Regions from separate parts of the Homo sapiens genome. Here region 2 is linked to region 1. The links are chromatin contacts, found by Hi-C or POLR2A ChIA-PET in ENCODE. All regions are on one chromosome and are shown on one strand. The core of a region is the stretch at or near the end of the contact, and the rest is flanking DNA. Distances in the headings are between cores, read along the strand shown.

Region 1 (2,700 bases), core at 24-2,523:
TTCTCACTTATAAATGGGAGCTAAGCTATGGGTATCCAAAGGCAGACAGAGTGGTATAATGGACTTTGGAGACTCCAAAAAGGGAAGACAGGAAATGCCATGAGGGATTTTAAAAAAACTACACATTGGGTACAATGTACACCACTCGGGTGATGGGTGCACTAAAATCTCAGACTTTATAGTAATTGTATTTACTATACAATTAATCTATGTAAGCAAAAACCACTTGTACTCTAAAACTTTTTTAAAAAATTAAGATTGGAAGGGAAGTTGTTCTAAACAAAGAGAATAGAGAGTACAGAATGCAAGGGTGTGGAGGTAGTGGAAACTACAATTGGGAGAAATCTCTGATGAGCCTGAAAAGGAAGCGTCTCCAAGGCACACAGGCAGAGGCATTGGTCTTTGTACTTTCTGTGTAGAGAAGTTGTTCTGGTGTCCTCTCTCCCCCAAGCTACTAGGAAGCATAGTTATAAACATTCCCTTTCACCTCTCCAAATGAGGACATTGCATGCTCGGGACGGAGGAATGGGCCTGCACACCACGGAGGCGTCCGTGCAGAGGAGGGATCAGAAGTAACTGGATCATTTCCACCAGCCGCCCAACACTAAACCCACTGAAACCAAGCCACCAGCACTCCCTTATCTCTTCCAGGGAAAGTGTGCAGAAGTGTCCGCTTATTTTTAGAAGCCACTCAGCCACAGAACAGGTGTCCATAAGAAGAGGAGTGATTGTTCGTGTGGCTAAGTGGCGAGGAGAGAGTCACATCCATGGAGGGCCTGATGTGCCAGGCCTTGTCCTAGACACCTCTTATGAAACATCACCTTTAATCCACACACCAGCCCTGAGAGGTAGGTGGCATGAGCCCCACTGCACAGATAAAGACACTGCAACATGCTGAGAAATTGTGGCTTTTCTCAAGGTCCTGCAGCTCCTAAGCGGCATGTTTGGGATTCAGAGCCAGAACTCTCTGATTCTAAAGCCACACAATGAGCCTCCCATTCTCCATCCAATCTGAGCACATCAATAATACCAACAGTAACAATGAGTGGAGGCACTTCAGGCTGGGAGCTCTTCCTGGCCTTGCTGTGGAGGTGGGCAGTTTAGGTGAAAACCGGTACAGGCTGAGGCTGAAGCCAGGTGGACCAGGAAGGAAGAAACAGGCACCACTGTTTTGAGTCAGGACTTCCAGAACAGGGGTGGACAGCTGTCTCCTGTCTGAATGGAGGAAACTGGACATCCTCAGCCAAGGGCTGTGCATTAAGCACCAGCAGTGCACTGGTTGGGGGCTTTGAGAGGCTTATGGTACTTGAGCCTCAGGCCCAGGGGAGTTATCAGGAGGACCAGGAAAGCTGCCAACTCCATGTCAGAGTTCCCAAGCGAGCTCTGGCTAAGGAGCAGTTTGGGTGGTCCAGAATTGGTGCCTTCCCAAAACAAACAGGAGACGCCTATGTTCCTGGCTAACTCCCACTGTGACCCTAACATCTGGCACCCCAGGGCACTGCCTGGGCTTAGAGAGCTCATTAGTGCACACAGAAAGGAAGCTGTCCACGTCTGGGCAGAGGGGGTGGAAGAGAAGGTGGGTGGGACGAGAACAGTTGGAAACCACCCACTCCAAGAGACTCAGCTGAGCTAAGTATGGGCAGGGGGAAGGATCCCAAAGCACGAGGCGGGAACTCAGAGTCCTGTATCACCCGCTGTGTACCTGTCAGCAAGTTACCAATGCCTTGTGGACTGAGTTCAGTGTCTGTGAGCAAGGACTTTTGGTCAGCCAGACCTGGGTTCAAATCTAGCTCTGGCACTAACTAGATGTGTCACCTTGAGTAAGTCACTCTCTGAGCCTCATTTTCCTTATCAACAAAATGGCCAAAAAGAGGTACCTTCCTTACAGGGCAGCAGTGAGGAATAAACAGGCAACTGTGCATAGAATACAGGGCCAGGGCCCCATACATTGTAAGTATTCAATAAATGGCCAAATTTCTTAATATCATCACCATCCTTATAGATAATGCCACAGGCTCTGCTCTTTCTCAGCACAAGGTTGTTGTAATGATCCAATGAGACTGTCTACACAAGTAAAAGCATGATGAGGCAGCAAGGCACTGTGTAGACAATGGCCAGACTTCTAAGTAGGGACATGCTGCCTCTGCTCCCTTATTTTCTCTCCTGGGCTAAAGAAGATGTCCACAGGAATATTCCCTTGTTGAGGGTAACCAACTCTCTCATGGGGATGATTAATGGAGTAAATAATTCTATTTTCAGAGAAGTTACATGTCATTGGTTATTGGCTTTCAGCACATAACTAACAGCAAGAAACCATGTACTCACATAAGGCTTGGGGTTCAGATCATTGCACCCCTTCAAGTAGGGTCATAGCTTTGCATTCTTGAATTCCTTATCTACTAGCTTCCCCTCCACCTTCAGCTGACTGTCTTAAACAGAGCCTTTCTCAGTACACATTTGTTGGGGAAGTGATTTTTGTAAACATTTTAACAAATTGCTTGGGCATCATGGAGAGCCAGTTCAGTGTTATGTGTAACCCTTCCCAGGAGGCTGCAGGGAACACAGTGAGCATTTGCTATTTCCTCAGACCACTCAGACCTTCCAGTCTGGAAACCACAGTGAGAATCTCCAGAGAGAAGAGGCCTTATGGCTTGTTGACTCCTTCCTGCTTTCTATAGGACTAGCTCCAGCAGGATCACA
Region 2 (2,700 bases), core at 31-2,530, 210 kb after region 1:
ACCGATCCACATACGAGAACAGCAATACTCCAAAACTTCAAAAGGTGATTAGCTATAGATGGTGGGATTCTAGATGATTTTTGTTATTTTCTAGACCTTGTATTGAGTATTCTATAGTAAGTATGGATTCATTTTTATAATTAAAAATATATTTTTAAATGGAATAAAATCTATAAAAGGCATCACCTACTTCTTTCAAAGGTCACATATTCCTTAATCATGGCTTGAAGCCTCAGAGCTAAAATGGCAGTGTTCAAAATATACATCTGCTTTAGAACCTATTTTCTTCAATCTTTCCTATGATACTTAAAATTTCATAGACCTTCACAGAAATGTGGGAGGAAATCTGTTAGTGACTTTGTACACGCACCCAGATGATCTGGAACTGGTACTCTCCAGTGAAGCAGCCACTGGTCACTGAGGCTACCAAGCACTCGAAATGTGTCTGGTCCAAGCTGAGATGAGCTCTGAGAATGAAATACACACCAGCTATTGAATATATGGGAAGGGGCAAAAAATGTAAAATATCTCAATACTAACTTTATATTGATTACATGTTGAAGTGATATTTTTGAGATATTGCATTTAATGAAAAATACTATTAAATAATTTCACCTTTTTTTTAATGTGTAATATAATGTAATATGTAAAATGAGCTATGTAGCTCACATTAGCGCTCTTTTGGACTGAAATACTCTAGAAAAAAATTCTGCAGAAGTGTGCTTCGATTATCCATCTATCATCTTTCAGAAACATGCAGGATCTGAATACACACAGATTGCTTGCCCAAGCCAGATCTATGGCCCCCAGTAAAATGTATTCTCCTGCCCCTCTTCCAAGTTGTATCACACTTTTAGTGGTCAGACAATTTCAGTTATTTCCAAGCGCAGACGAATTGAGGCCAGTTCGATGAACAGCACTTACAGGCTGCACCTAACAGCCGTCTTGCCTTTCTTCAGACTGACACGGCCCACAGAGCTCAGAATTCTCTAACTCCCTAACATCTGCCTCTGTTCCCATGGATTCACTCACACATCTGTGTAACACTTCATTCAAAGGACACAGTCCCCATTTGAGACAGCCTCAAATATTCACAGCTCCCAAAAGGCTGTGCCAAAGAAACTTCCTCCGTGTAGCTGTAGGCCATCTCTCAAAGTGCCCTTGGTGTGAGGGGACTGAAAATTATTGCTCTTCAAAAGGGCAGGGGAAAATGAAAGGAAGGATTATATCTGCCTGAACTGCCAAACCAAACTCTGAGAAGCAGATTCTCCAGAGAGTGACTCAGGCCCACATGATGTTTGTTGGGGATGATGTTTTCACTGGGAGGCGAAGTGTGCATTTGCTTATCTGGCCAAAGGCTACTCAACTTATGTGGCCAGCCCACCCCACAGCAAACGTGTACAAGGGTTCTTGTTTCTCCCTGCTCAGAGCTGCATTTTCTCTCTCTACAGCAGTCATTAGAATAAATAAAACCCATATAATCAACATGAGAGGAAGAGGACATATTTTTGTAATGCACGCGGGGGAGGAGGGTGGTTTTTAAAACACCAGGGACACCGCGAATGCCACAGTTATTATGTCAAGGCTCATGAGGTCAAAGTCAGTTAATAATTCCCGATTATTCTCTTAAAGATGACTAACACACAGCCCAATGCTAACAGTTTTCATATTTTAATGATCTTCCATAGAGTTTTCTAATTTATTCAACCTCAGCAGATTCCATTTCTTCATAAAAATAAAGTATTTTTCATCACAGAGGAATAACTTCAAGTTTTTCTTCAGGGATGAGAATCCAAAATCCTGACTCTGCCTGCCATGCTACTGAGCTGTCTCCATTTATCTCTCTGAAATTTTTTGGCTTACAGATTAAAGCATTAGAGGAAAAGAAACTATAAACATAAAAGAATAATAAAGATCATGATTTGTTTAATTTTTACATTCTTATTATTAAGACAGAATTTAGGAAGCAAAACTGCACTTTATCACTTTAAAATATACCCCCAAAATCACTACACTAAAGGCATTATAAAGGGTGACATTGTAAGAATATTTAATTGACATGATTTGGGAGGAAGGGCTGGCAGCACACAAGGAAGAATCGAATGTGAAAGAGAATTTGGTTAATTTTAAAATGTTATCCAAGTAATTACAGTCATTATACTTTCCTGCGGCGCAGCAAAGAAGTAAAAATATCAAGCTCTCCCGCAAATTTTCCAATATATACATACTGTTAAAACATACACATGTGCACACAAACACGTACAGTGAAACCAGATTTTGGAGTTTATCGCTTGCCAAGGTTCACCCCAGAGCAAATATTTACTGCGGAGTTACAAAATTTTCCTGAAGGAGAACCAAAATGGAAGCGTTTACATATGCTGCAAGTACTTTGTGTGCGCAGGGGCCACAAGAAAGATATAGTTTAATAAAAACATTTATGGATTTTGAAAGCAAACACAATCCAAGAGTCTTGCACATGTGGGAAAAGATGATATTCCAGCCTAACACGTTCTCTCTTGAAGATCTTTTGGCTGTTTGCAGTGAGCAAACCCCAGTTTCCTCTGGGGCCCCGCTAATCTATATTGTAAACCATTCTCAGGAAACAAATGAAAGAACCATCCGACACTGCCCTCGGAGACAGCGGCAGGGATGCGGCTCTGCTCTACAGGCAGACAGAAACTTCCCAGGATGGGCGAAGGT

Evidence for each region. A loop is a pair of places that touch in the nucleus more often than their neighbours do. ChIA-PET counts read pairs that join two places held with the same protein, here RNA polymerase II (POLR2A). Pooled maps may share reads with other maps.
Region 2: a map of heart left ventricle shows a loop between it and region 1 (2.6-fold over the local background). The contact joins two enhancer-like sites. A Hi-C loop is called at or near these places in 7 of 168 maps with a recorded cell type or tissue (aorta, cardiac septum, heart left ventricle and 3 more), 1 of 37 single-sample maps with no recorded cell type and 8 of 50 pooled maps. POLR2A ChIA-PET finds 5 or more read pairs at or near these places in 2 of 52 experiments (AG04449 and SK-N-SH).

Annotation. Positions count from the first base shown.
Region 1 is chr7:25,635,678-25,638,377 of GRCh38, forward strand. The region is part of intron 3 of LINC03007 (long intergenic non-protein coding RNA 3007); the gene reads right to left. Among named protein-coding and RNA genes, the nearest start is that of LINC03007, 150 kb to the right of the region's middle. Within about 2 kb of position 1,274, at least 5 of the 41 ENCODE cell types and tissues checked have a DNase peak (open chromatin) inside an H3K27ac peak, as active enhancers do; they include heart right ventricle, where a contact is called at or near this core.
Region 2 is chr7:25,848,556-25,851,255 of GRCh38, forward strand. No RefSeq gene overlaps it. Among named protein-coding and RNA genes, the nearest start is that of LINC03007, 60 kb to the left of the region's middle. Within about 2 kb of position 1,281, at least 17 of the 41 ENCODE cell types and tissues checked have a DNase peak (open chromatin) inside an H3K27ac peak, as active enhancers do; they include heart right ventricle, where a contact is called at or near this core.